Regions from separate parts of the Homo sapiens genome. Here region 2 is linked to region 1. A link is a contact called in ENCODE Hi-C or POLR2A ChIA-PET data. All regions are on one chromosome and are shown on one strand. The core of a region is the stretch at or near the end of the contact, and the rest is flanking DNA. Distances in the headings are between cores, read along the strand shown. Region 1 holds the start of TMBIM6 (transmembrane BAX inhibitor motif containing 6). Region 2 holds the start of DNAJC14 (DnaJ heat shock protein family (Hsp40) member C14).

Region 1 (5,945 bases), core at 991-3,490:
GCCAAAACAAAAGAAAAAGGGGTGCCCAAACAAGTCACCTTGAAGTTTGATGCCTGTGCTGTCATTAATAGCAATAAGTTAGGAAGGGGATGTGGCTCTTTTAGTTGGGAAAAAGGCTATATGACCGAAAATAAGTACATTTGTCATGAATGAGGACTGTGTGAAAATGAATGTGGATACTGGTCTTGTGTCATTTAGGCCACTTGGATAAAAAATGAAAAGGATCCAGTCCACCTTCAGAAAGGAAAAAATGGCTCTTCCTGTACTAAGGGACAATGTAACCCCTTAGAGCTAGTAATAACCAATCCCCTTGATCCTCGCTGGAAAAAAAGGGGAGCGTGTGACCTTAGGAATCGACAGGGCTGGACTGGATCGTCGAGTAAATATCTTAGTTCGAGGAGAAGTCTGTGGAAAATTTAACCTTACCAATTGCTGCCTGCACATAGATGATCAGAGGCAAGTAGTCGAAGATATAGTTAAAGACATGACGAAACTGGCACATGTGCCTGTACAAGTGTGACACGGATTTGACCCTGAAGCTATGTTTAAAAATGGTTCCCAGTGCTAGGAGGATTTAAAACTCTTATAATAAAAATTATAGTAGTAATAGCCTGCTTACTGATCCCTTATTTACTATCTGTACTCATTCAAATGGTAAAAGGTTTCATCACTACTCTAGTTCACCAGAATGCTTCAGCACAAGTGTACTACATAAATCACTATCGATCTGTCATGCAGGAAGACATAGGTAGTGAAGATGAAGGTGAGAACTCCCACTAATAAAATGAGTGAGAGTCTCAAAGTGGGGGAATAAGGGAGGAGACCACCCCTCATATTGTCTTATGCCCAATTTCTGCCTCCAAAGAAAGAAGTAGTAAAAACTAAAAGGCAGAAATGAAATCCACAAGCAGACAGCCAGGCACCACACCCTGGGCCTCGTAGTTAAAGATCGACCCCTGACCTAATCGGTTATGTTATCTATAGATTACAGACATTGTATAGAAAAGCACTGTGAAAATCCCTGTCCTGTTCTGATCTAATTACCGGTGCATGCTTGCTCAATCGATCACTACCCTCTCAAGCGGATCCCTTTAGAGTTGTGAGGCCTTAAAAGGGACAGGAATTGCTCACTCAGGGAGCTCAGCTCTTGAGACAGGAGTCTTGGCCGATGCTCCTGGCGGAATAAACCGCTTCCTGCTTTAACTCGGTGTCTGAGGGGTTTTGTCTGCGGCTTGTCCTGCTACACTACAGCAAAAATTAGGTTGTATTATAGAAAATTAACTTTTTTGGTTTTTTTGAGACGGGGTCTCGCTCTGTCTCCCAGGCTGGAGTGCAGTGGCACCATCTCGGCTCACTGCAACCTTCACCTCCAGGGTCAAGCAATTCTCCTGCCTCAGCCTCCCGAGTAGTTGGGATTACAGGCACACGCCACCACGCCCAGCTAATTTTTTAAATTTTTAATAGAGATGGGGTTTTACCATGTTAGCCAGGCTGGTCTCAAACTCCTGGCCTCAAGTGATCTGCCCACCTCAGCCTCCCAAAGTGCTGGGATTACAGACGTAAGCCACCACGCCCAGCCGAAAATTAACTTCTATTAATTGCATACCTGGGTTTGCCTACTGAGAATCATACCCTGGATATTTGTATTCTTTACTGAAAAGAACTGTTCTATCTTTCCAGAAAGTGGTTTCCTAAATTCTGGTTTTCCTCCTGGAATCCTGCTATTTCCTTCTCGCATACTCTAGAGAAATCGAAGTGTTTTCAAAGGTGCTCTGAAGCTTACGCTCCACTAGTTTCACAGTAAATCGCCCCTTGCGAGGGCGCTTTTTTTTTTTTTTTAATGTGTTCTCTGAATCGCTTTCCCCCTTTAACACTGCATGACAAGACTAAAGCCAGAATCCCAAGACTGCAGCGCTACCCCTTCACAAGCCGTCGGGCTGTCCCGGGCGGGGCCGGCCCATTTTCACTTTCTCCACTAGAGGCAGCAGCGCACCGTGACCCTGGCTTACTACGGTAAGAAAGCGGAGACCTTTTGCTTCGAGGCGGTTGGTGGCCAGTAGTCTTGATCGACAAGCTCAGGCCTCTGAACTAAGCAGCCGCTGTTTATGCACGTACAGCCAATGGAAAGGCAGGAGTGCGGCCAACGGCCAATGAGGACTGGTCTTAAGCGGACCACAGGGCGGGGTTTCCCTCGAGAGGCGAACGCCGGGTAAAAGATCGGGAGCGGAAGTGGGCGAGTCAGAGCACATCCGGTGTTAGAAGCGCTGGTAGGCCTTGGAGAGGCGGGTTAGGAAGGTACGTCTGAACCTAGTACTGGGCGAACTGGGAGTGAGAAATGGAAAGGGAGTTAGCAGTTACTGTCTGAGCAAGAGTGGCAGTAGCTTCCTTCTGCGGACAGATGGCACCCTGAAGGAACGAGGCCCTGCTCGGAGACCAGACTCGGGAAAACAGGGTGTGGAGGGAAGCTAGGGAACTAGTGCTGCGCGTGCGCAACAGTGCTGAAGCGGGGGTGGGGCGGAGGCGAGTCTGCGGGGGTTTTGGGGGGTGTCGAGGCCTCTATTCTGCCCCAGAGCGCTGGCGAAGGCCCCTTCTCAGCCCGCCTTTTCCTTTCTCCCGCTCCTTCTCCTCTACTAAGTGTAGACGCAGGGCCCCTTGGCCTAGCTTCGATCGTTCGAATTCAGAGCACGTCCTTCCGAGGTGAAGGAACGCGAAACTCCACCCATCCGATTGCTGTTCGGCTGCGGGCGGGTCCTTTGGTCGGGCTGACCCTGGGTGAGCGGCCCGGAGCCAAGACTCGAGGTAGGGCCTGGCGGGCGGGTGATGTCACACTCCTCTGTGACACGCGAGGCTCCTCAGTTACTTAGCCAACGGCAGAGGCGGGAAGTGAGAGGAGTCTGGGGCTGGGGCTGCCTTCCAGGCCCACGGGGCGGCCCCGCTCTTTTCGGATTGGTTACCTTTGGGCAGGTGAGGTGGCTTTGCTTTGCTTGGTCTTGAGGTTTTGTGGGCGTCTTTCTAAGTCTGCTCAGCAAGGGCGTCGTTGGGCAGTTTTTATCTTGGGCCTACTTGCTGGACCTGTGGTAACAAGTAGGCTTTGGTATCTTTGTATATTTACTGAGTGTAGAATTACTACCCGGTGCCAGCCCGGGCTGCTTGGGGTCATCAGCCTTTCATTGACCACCCCCACAACAAAAATCACTATGAACTTGAGACTGTGTTCTAGCAACTTGTGAATGTGTAACCCAGTAGAAGGGCTGACTGTGCTTGAAACAGACAAGGATTTTAAGGTCAAAGGTAAATAAATGGCAAATGGACTTTTCTAGTTACTTATTGATATTTATTTACAGTTTATCTTTTGTATGTGTGGTTTAAGAATTGAATTCTGGAAAGATACCGGAATTGCATAAACACATTTCTTATGACCTGCGTATACACACTTTTTTCTGTAATTATTGTATTTACACTCTTTGGTGTTTTCTTATTCTTTGTGTCTAATATTTTTGTTCTGGCCTAAAGAATATGTTGACATTTAGATTCTCTGCCGCCACTTTCCTCCAGTAGGGACAGAATAGTTGAACCCTTGAGAAATACAATCTGTACTTTTGATCCATAGTTTGCTTCTTCCGTTATTTATCTGGTTGTGGAAACATGGTTTAGTACCTTCCTCCTCTTTTTTTTTTTTTTTTTTTTTGAGGCAGAGTCTCACTGTCGCCCAGGCTAGAGTGCAGTGGCGCAGTCATGGCTCACTTGAACCTTGACCTCTCCTGGCTTAGGTGATCCACCCCAGCCTCCTGAGTAGCTAGGACCACAGGTGGACGTCACCAGCTCCAGCTAATTTTTGTATTTTTTGTGGAGATGGGGTATCACCATGTTGCCCAGGCTTACCAACTCCAGAACTCAAGCGATTTATTTATTTATTATTATTATTATGTTTTTTTTTTGAGACAGTCTCACTCCCTTACCCAAGCTGGAGTGCAGTGGTGCAATCTCGGCTCACTGCAACCTCCGCCTCCCTGGTGCATTCAATTCTCATGCCTCAGCCTCCTAAGCAGCTGAGATGACAGGCGCGCACCACCATGCCCAGCTAATTTTTGTATTTTTAGTAGAGACGGGCTTTTGCCAAGTTGTCCAGCCTGGTCTCGAACTCCACACCTCAAGCGATTCGCCCGCCTTGACCTCCCAAATTGCTAGGATTACAGGTGTAATCCTTTCCTAAAGAAAAAGAGTCATCTCTCCTGAAGAATAAGAAAAGGTAAAATTAATCTAGATACTTAGCATTTTCAAGTTATTTTCCCTGATTATAGATATAGTTCGCGCTCTTTATACAAATGCTGAAAATGCAGAAAAATGTCATAGGAATCAATGTATGTTTTGGGAGGGTTTTTTTGTTTTAAAGATTTGTTTTCACCTATGGCTGAAACTTTTGAAAGCTTATATAAATGAAAGCTTATTTTTCTACTGTAGGATGGAATAGTAAAAAGAGCACTAGACTATAGTGGTCAGAAGACCCCAAATCTGGTTCTGGCTCTGCTATTTAACTTTCTAATGTTGGTCAAATCAATACTAATGTTTGTTTTAGTACTTTACGTTGATTTCACACAGATTTTCTTATTGGCATTCAGTAGAGCAGGTATTGATCATCATCGTTATCTTACAGATGAGGAAGCTGAAATAACCTTAGGTAAAATGATTTTTCCTAGGTTATATAGTAGAAAGTGGCAGCACTTGTGACACCAAATCCTGTCCTCTTGCCACTATTACATTGCCTTTTTGAACTTAAAAAAGATGTATAAAATGGGCCTAATCTTTCCCTTTCCTTGTGGGTTGATGTGTGAGGATTGAAGGTGATACATATATAAAAGCACCTTAAAAGTTATAAATTTTATATAAATATAGTCAGGAGTATTAGTATAGAAGGTACTACTGCTGGCCTGACGAGTTTCATTTTATTTCGTAAACTGCCCAAGGGTATTAATTTTCTCTAGAGAAACCATTGAATATTCTGATGCTCTAACTTCTGATTTTTTTTCCTTTACTACTTTGACCTGGTTGTAGAATCTGGTAGAAATGTCTTCTACCACTCTGTTTTGTTCCCCCAGAGTTTCTAACCAAACTGCATGCAGCCCTTCGTAGTTTTTATACACATTTTGTTTTCCAAAGATGGTGTTCGAGACCAAGGAGAGAAAGGCTGTCTCCTTGACTTAAAGGTTACCTAAGTGACCCCTTGAGGTAGGTTCCACTCTGAGCCAGCTGGGGAATGTTGATTTGAGGTTACAGCACTCTTGATCTGATAATAGGGTCTAAATTTGCTCTAGAGACTTTGTAGTGCTTAAATCTTGGGGATAGCTGAGCTGAACCAGATGCAAGCTCTGCCCTCAGGGTGAGAAGTTTCTGCACAATTAACTGGAATCCAAAACACGTGAAAAAGGAGCTTCACCAGTGAGGGTGAAGTGGGTATGCTGTTTGTCTTAATTTATGTGTGCTCCCCATTTGGGCTAAATATGGTGTTATTAGGGAGGGATTACTGGTTTATACTGGAAGAAGATTATGTATTTAGGATTTTGGGGCCTTCTTAGGATTCAGTATCTGTCAAACGTTATAGAGAGGGAGATGAAGTAGTGTCAACGTTTGGTACAAAAAATAATTTACTGAAGGCAGTAGGCATTTCATCTCCAGTTACTGGTTTGGTTTTGAGGCAGCCCCCTGGAGGAGATGGATTCAGTATTAGCTAATCCAGGGATTTGGGTCCAAGTTAAGGGAGAGGCGGGGACATCTAGGGTGTCCACCTGGGAAGATCAAAGCTTGGTCCTAGTTGAATGAAACAATTCCTTGGATGGTTCCGAAACTGAACTGACCTACCTCCTGGGAGTGGCAGGGAAAGCATCAAGCTTTTGCGCATTTACTTCATCAAATCCTTTACCATATCAGATTATCACTTAGTGGCTATT
Region 2 (5,945 bases), core at 1,981-4,480, 6.1 Mb after region 1:
ACCTCCTGGGCTCAACTGATCCTCCCACCTCAGCCTCCCGAGTAGCTGGGACTACAGGCATGTGCCACCAAGCCTGGCCTCCCAAAGTGCTGGGATCACAGGTGTGAGCCACTGCACCTGGCCCAAAAAGTCTTTATGACTCTTTCCTAAGACTATGTTAACCAGCTGGGCACAGTGGCTCCTGCCTGTAATCCCAGCACTTTGGGAGACTGAGGCGAGCGGATCATGAGGTCAGGAGATCGAGACCATCCTGGCTAACACGGTGAAACCCCGTTTCTACTAAAAATACAAAAATTAGCCAGGCACAGTGGCAGGCGCCTGTAGTCCCAGCTACTCGGGAGGCTGAGGCAGGAGAATGGCGTGAACCCGGGAGGCGGAGTTTGCGTGAGCCAAGATCACGCCACTGCACTCCAGCCTGGGCGATAGAGCGTGACTCCGTCTCAAGAAAAAAAAAAAAAGAAGAACGTTAACCTTCACCTACCCGTTAACTTTCTACTCTGCCTTCCCTTTATTCCACTCTCCCTAAAACTGGAATAGAAAATATAGGAACAGGCTGGGACCAGTGGCTCACACCTGTAATCACAGCACTTTGGGAGGCTGAGGTGGGTGAATCATGAAGTCAGGAGTTCGAGACCAGCATGACCAACATGGTGAAACCCCATCTCTACTAAAAATACAAAAAAAATTAGCCGGGCATGGTGGCGCGCACCTGTAATCCCAGCTACTCAGGAGGCTGAGGCAGGAGAATCGCTTGAACCCAGGAGGCGGAGGTTGTAGTGAGCTGAGATTGTGCCACTGCACTCCAGCCTGGGTGACAGAGCGAGACTACATCTCAAAAAAAAAAAAAAAAAATATGGGAACAAAAGAGAGAAACAGGAAACAGAAGGGTACTCACCATCACTGCCAGCTGTCTATAGGCCTTCTTCAGTTCAACATCTGATGCTGTGGCCTCAACCCCCAGTACATGGAAAGGGTTTAGCTCATCCTCAGGAACCCCAGCCATGGTCAAGAGTCGAGCCACTTCCTCTTCAGGCTGGCAGTAGCGCCCACTAGCTACAGGTGCATTCCCCTGCCTATTAATATTCTGCTTGACCCAAGGCAACTCCAGCCAGCCCCACTGAACTATTCTTACCAGCCGCTGCCATGGCCTGCTATCTCTCAGCAGAGTCAAGCAACGCTGCAAGGCTGGAGAATCCAGCCAAGAGAAGAGCCAGGTAGCCTTATCCCTCCAGCCTAACCGGTCACCTAGTCCCACCAGAAACCGCCATCCCAACTGTAGAAAGCCCAAAAAGAGGGCCAGAGCCAGGAGCAGCAAAGCACCCAGCAGCTTAAGAAAACGAGTAAACAGTCCTACTCCACAGTAAAACCCCTGGCTTAGAAACTGAAACATGACCTGGGCCCAGCCCCCTAACCGCCCTGTCCACACTCCCATCCAAACTCGAAAAAGGTCCAAATCACTGCTTTTCAGTTGCCTGCAGGCATAGATGAGATGGCCACAAGTTTCTACGTACTCTCCCACCAATACCAGCAGTTCAATCAGCCACCAAAAGCCTGCCTGTCCAAGTTGACATAGTTCCTCGGCTCCCCACAATCCCAGGCCTTTGCGCTTATCTGCCTGACTTCGTTTCCGACCCAGCCGATGTCGACCAGGGGACCTGGGATCCCTACGTCCACCCTCCCGAGTATCCTCCTTCGTTGGAAAGCGGTGCCGCTGTCTCCGGGATGGGGGTTTCTTTCCGCTGGACACACGTGAAAAATCACTGGGGAACTTGAGAGATTCTTCATCATCATATTCCTCTTCCAACTCATCTTCCCCCAAAGCTGGAGAGGTACAGTGGTGGCAAAAGTTGCTAGAAGAACCATTTCCTCCCTCAGAGTAAGGCCCTTCTGGAATTCCAGGTGTTCCCTGGCAGTTGCAAGCAGATGGAATGGAAAGAAAAGAGTTCCCATCCTTCTGGTTCCCAGTCTCGTTTTCTTTTGAGAGTTCCTGGTCCACTCCTGATTCTTCTTCTGAAGACGTCTCACTCTGATCAGGGTCCTCTGCATCTCTAGGTGGTCCTGGACCCCCTGGGGGGCCATGGCTTGGGTCCAACCAATGGGCTGGGTTTGGGTGCTGTGTGTGCTTAGGACCAGAGTGCTCTGTGAGGCAGCGGGTACCATTAGGAGCAGTCCCTGCTGAGTCCCTGAGTCCTGAGAATGAAGGTATTTCAGGGTCCACGGAGGGTCCTAAAGTCCTGAGGGAGGCACCACCACTGTGGTGGGCTCCATACAACCCTCTTTCTCCGGGGTGCTTCTGGGCCATGACCCCGGGGCTTCCTGAGGGTCTTAGGTCACAGCCATCATGGTGTGTTCTGATGCCTGTAACAGATATCAAGGTGGAGACAGTCAAGGATGAGACCAAGAGAGGAATTAAACAATCTCAAATAGTGGACACATTTAATTCATCCACCTCCCTTGTTTTCCCAAGTTCTTTTGGGGCATTCGCTATTCCTAGCAATAAGCCAAAACTAGACTCACCACAACCCTGCTTGCTCCCTCCCCTCTCCTCCAAATCACTTAAGTTTTTCTTCTTTCCCCAGAAAACTATAACCTTCAATCAGGGAAACAGGGAGGTACCGTAAAGGGTGTGGTCGGGGGAGGGTGGGTCACTCTTAGGAAAATGGGAAAGACCGCCGGAAAGGGGGCCACAGACTTCCAGTAATGGGTGGGGGCCATGCGGCCCTGGAGGAAAATCTGGGGGCGGAGCTTAGGGCTGCCCCTAAGAAAGACTAACAGGGAACCCACCGGCTGTGTAGAAGGGACGAAGGTGGCCGGGCACCGTGGCTCACGCCTGTAATCCCAGCACTTTGGGAGGCCGAGGCCGGCGGATCACGAGGTCAGGAGTTCGAGACCAGCCTGGCCAACATGGTGAAACTCCGTCTCTACTAAAAATACAGAAATTCGCCAGGCGTGGTGGCGCGCACCTGTAGTCCCAGCTACTCGGGAGGCTGAGGCAGAAGAATCGCTTGAACCCGGGAGGTGGAGGTTGCAGTGAACCGAGATCGTGCCACTGTACTCCAGTCTGGGTGACAGAGCGAGACTCCATCTCAAAAAAACAAAAAAAAACGAAAAAAAAAAAAAAGACGGACGTACCGAAGAACGGCGGTAACTCCTCCCCCTCGAGCCGCCCGGCCTGGGGCCAGGGTGAGCTACGAGAGCCGCTCTCCCGGCTCCGCCTCCCGCTCACGCTCTGCTTCCGCCTTCCGTCCCCGCGGCCGCCGGCGACCTGGGCCTACTTCCACTTCCGGGGTCACCAGGGAAGAGACGGGAAGGAAAAGAAATAGCGGTTGGCTGAGAGGCAAGCCAATCCAGCTAGGGCTGCGTCGACTCCAAGGAGGCGGTCCTAAGGAAGTACTGGCCCCGCCATTTAAAGGCCCCTCCCTCCGCGTGTGGGAATGGGATTCCCGCAGGTTGCACCGCAGGAAGCAAGGCAGGTGGACTCTGCACCAATGCCTGCAGACTAAGGGCAGACTCTCAGGATTGCTCTGGGTGTATTCCTAGGCTTTGTATTCCTGGGAGATGGAGGGCAGCCACCGAGCCACATATAGTCTTTTTCCCTTGCAGACAAAACCAGGGAGCTCAGAAGAGTCACTGCCCTGATCCCTTCCGTGCCGGCAGCTGCGAGGACACAGGCCCCTTTGTATCCTGCGGTGCGGAGGTGGAGCAGAGGAGAGGGTGCCCCGGCTGGCCCCCTCCCTCGCCCCGCAGCACTGCCCCTCCTTTCACAGCAACCCACGGCCTCCCCCGCGCTTGACCCAGCTGGCGAGCTGCCCCTTATACCTGGATCCGCCCCTCGGGTCGCAGCTCCCCAGGCCCGATCACCGAGCGGTGCCTAGGAACTGGGAGCGTAACTTGGCTCGGCTCAGAACTTTGCCCGTGAGCCAAAGAACACTGAACTCATCTACCTGCTGCTTGACATCTCATCTGCATACCAAGCTATTTGGTGGACGTCCACAAGCGCCCCCGCCCCCACGTAGACCCAGTTGGGTCCCCGTTCCGTCGGTCCCCTCCTCTGCACACGCCTCTAGCCTTATACCCCGTCTTGATCCGAAAGTTTTTCCACCCATGAACCCCCAGTTGGCGCTCCCCGACCAGCAAAAGCCCCTTCCCTGGTCCACGATCCCGACCACCCGGTTCTCCAGGAGACAATACTCCAATTCTCTGGAAAGTGGAAGAAACCAAGCTGAAGCTAGGGGGGCGCTGGGACCCCTATTGGGGCTTTGAGAGCTTCCGGTTGTCATCTCCTAAGTATTCGGAGACCCTTCTCCAAAACTCTTGGGGTGACCCTCAAGACTCTTACCTGCTATATAGTTGGGGGTCTCTGGTCCTGGACTAGAGCAGTAGGCAACCTGGGTCCCCCCACACACACGGGAAAGAATTGGAGGGGCCTGCCTTGTGATGTCACCCCTCCTCCCCCCACCGCGCGCACGCGCGCGCGCACACACACAAACACAAACACACACCCCAACACACACGCCCTGTCCCCTTTCTCCACCCTGCAAGCTAGTTGCATTTAGCTCACAGAGCCTGGGCTGCGACTTGAAAGAGTTTAGGCAGCAACAGAGTGACCCTGGGGGTGCTCTTGACCGACAGCCGCACCCCCGGCGTCTAGGACCTCCGAGCAGGGATGCATCTGGAGGTCTAGGGAAGCACTTCCACCCCCTCCTCTCCTCAATCCTGGCAGGATGGTGAGTAGTTAACATCCCCTCCCCAACCCCCGCTTGTCCAGGGTCCCCAGACTTCCAAGCAGATTGAGGAGAGGAGCTCCGAGAGTCAACCCTCCAGCCTGTAAGGACCTTGATATCCAAAGGACAGCTGAAGAAAGTAATGTGCCTGCATTTTTGCCACTTCATTCCCACAGTGCCCGAAATGCCAGCTCCTCCTTGGTGTTCTCCTTTCAGGATTTGAATTCAAATCCCATTGGCAGCCCTGATACCGCTGGGGGAAGGGTGAGGTAGGAAAAGTCCCACCAATATCCTAAGGGGAGGTGCGAGTGGCTACCAGGATGTGAGATGTCTGTGGGCAAAGTCCCTGCTTATTCCATGAGGGGCTGTGGGATTAGGACTGTGGCTGGATGCCTCTTCCTCCAACAACTCCATCTCAGCATGAAGCTGAGGCTTTAAAACCCTGACAAACTGTGGGTGACTGTCTCTACTTAATTCCTCCTCCCAAACTCTTGGTGTCTGGTTTTTTCCCTCTTTCTGCCCTGGGCCTGGAGCAGCTGTCCAGAGACCCCCACCATGACTCATACTCTCCTGTTCTCCCTCCCTCTCCCCTCTCTATTAACCTCACCCTTCCCAATCCAGTGGGGTAGTATTAAGTCCCAGTCGCAGATGGGGCAATAATGTCCCAGCACCCCTCCCTCCACACACCCAGGGCTTCCTGTTCTTTCCACCCTCACCCTGAAGAGCTGCAGGGTGGTGGGGGGAGGCAAAGGCTCATTACTTTATAAGATTTTCATTACTTTATAAGATTTCATTTTACATTTTACTTAAGTGTACTTGTTTCAGAGAGTGGTAAAGACAGATCCTGCTCCTCTCAATCCAATCCTGTAGATTTCTTCAGTTACCTCAACAGGGTCATACTGGCTCCTGAAATGGGCACCATTATTTAAAAGAAATAGAGGTACAGAGTCCTCAAGATTTATGGGCACCTGAGTTTCTGCCCCGTGCCCCGCTGCAGGTTTCCCAATCCCCTAAAGACATTCATGGATGGGTGAGAGGAGCTGACACCTCCCGCTCTGTGACCACTTTCTCTTTGGCCATGGAGGAAGTCTTGCTGCCCCTGGCTGTGACATCTGACCCCAGGCCCTTTAATCAACAACTCCCAGAGCCTCCAGACCCAAGATGTGTTTTGGAACCCCAGGACAATCCTGAACTGGCACTTGCCCTGGTGTGTGCCCTTTG

Evidence for each region. Hi-C counts contacts between places; a loop is a spot of excess contacts on that map. ChIA-PET counts read pairs that join two places held with the same protein, here RNA polymerase II (POLR2A). Pooled maps may share reads with other maps.
Region 2: a pooled map shows a loop between it and region 1 (10-fold over the local background). The contact joins the promoter of DNAJC14 here to the promoter of TMBIM6 in region 1. A Hi-C loop is called at or near these places in 1 of 168 maps with a recorded cell type or tissue (naive thymus-derived CD4-positive, alpha-beta T cell) and 4 of 50 pooled maps. POLR2A ChIA-PET finds 5 or more read pairs at or near these places in 2 of 52 experiments (WTC11 and activated T-cell).

The regions. Positions count from the first base shown.
Region 1 is chr12:49,739,317-49,745,261 of GRCh38, forward strand. It overlaps TMBIM6 (transmembrane BAX inhibitor motif containing 6), which reads left to right and starts at 2,241. Exons shown (of 10, transcript NM_003217.3): 1 at 2,241-2,295. RefSeq lists enhancers at 1,808-1,937, 1,866-2,557, 2,178-2,497.
Region 2 is chr12:55,826,357-55,832,301 of GRCh38, forward strand. DNAJC14 (DnaJ heat shock protein family (Hsp40) member C14) reads right to left here and starts at 3,231. Exons shown (of 7, transcript NM_032364.6): 1 at 3,133-3,231; 2 at 896-2,358. The coding sequence starts at 2,302. It also overlaps the pseudogene TMEM198B. RefSeq lists a silencer at 3,169-3,278 and enhancers at 3,807-4,544, 4,499-4,698.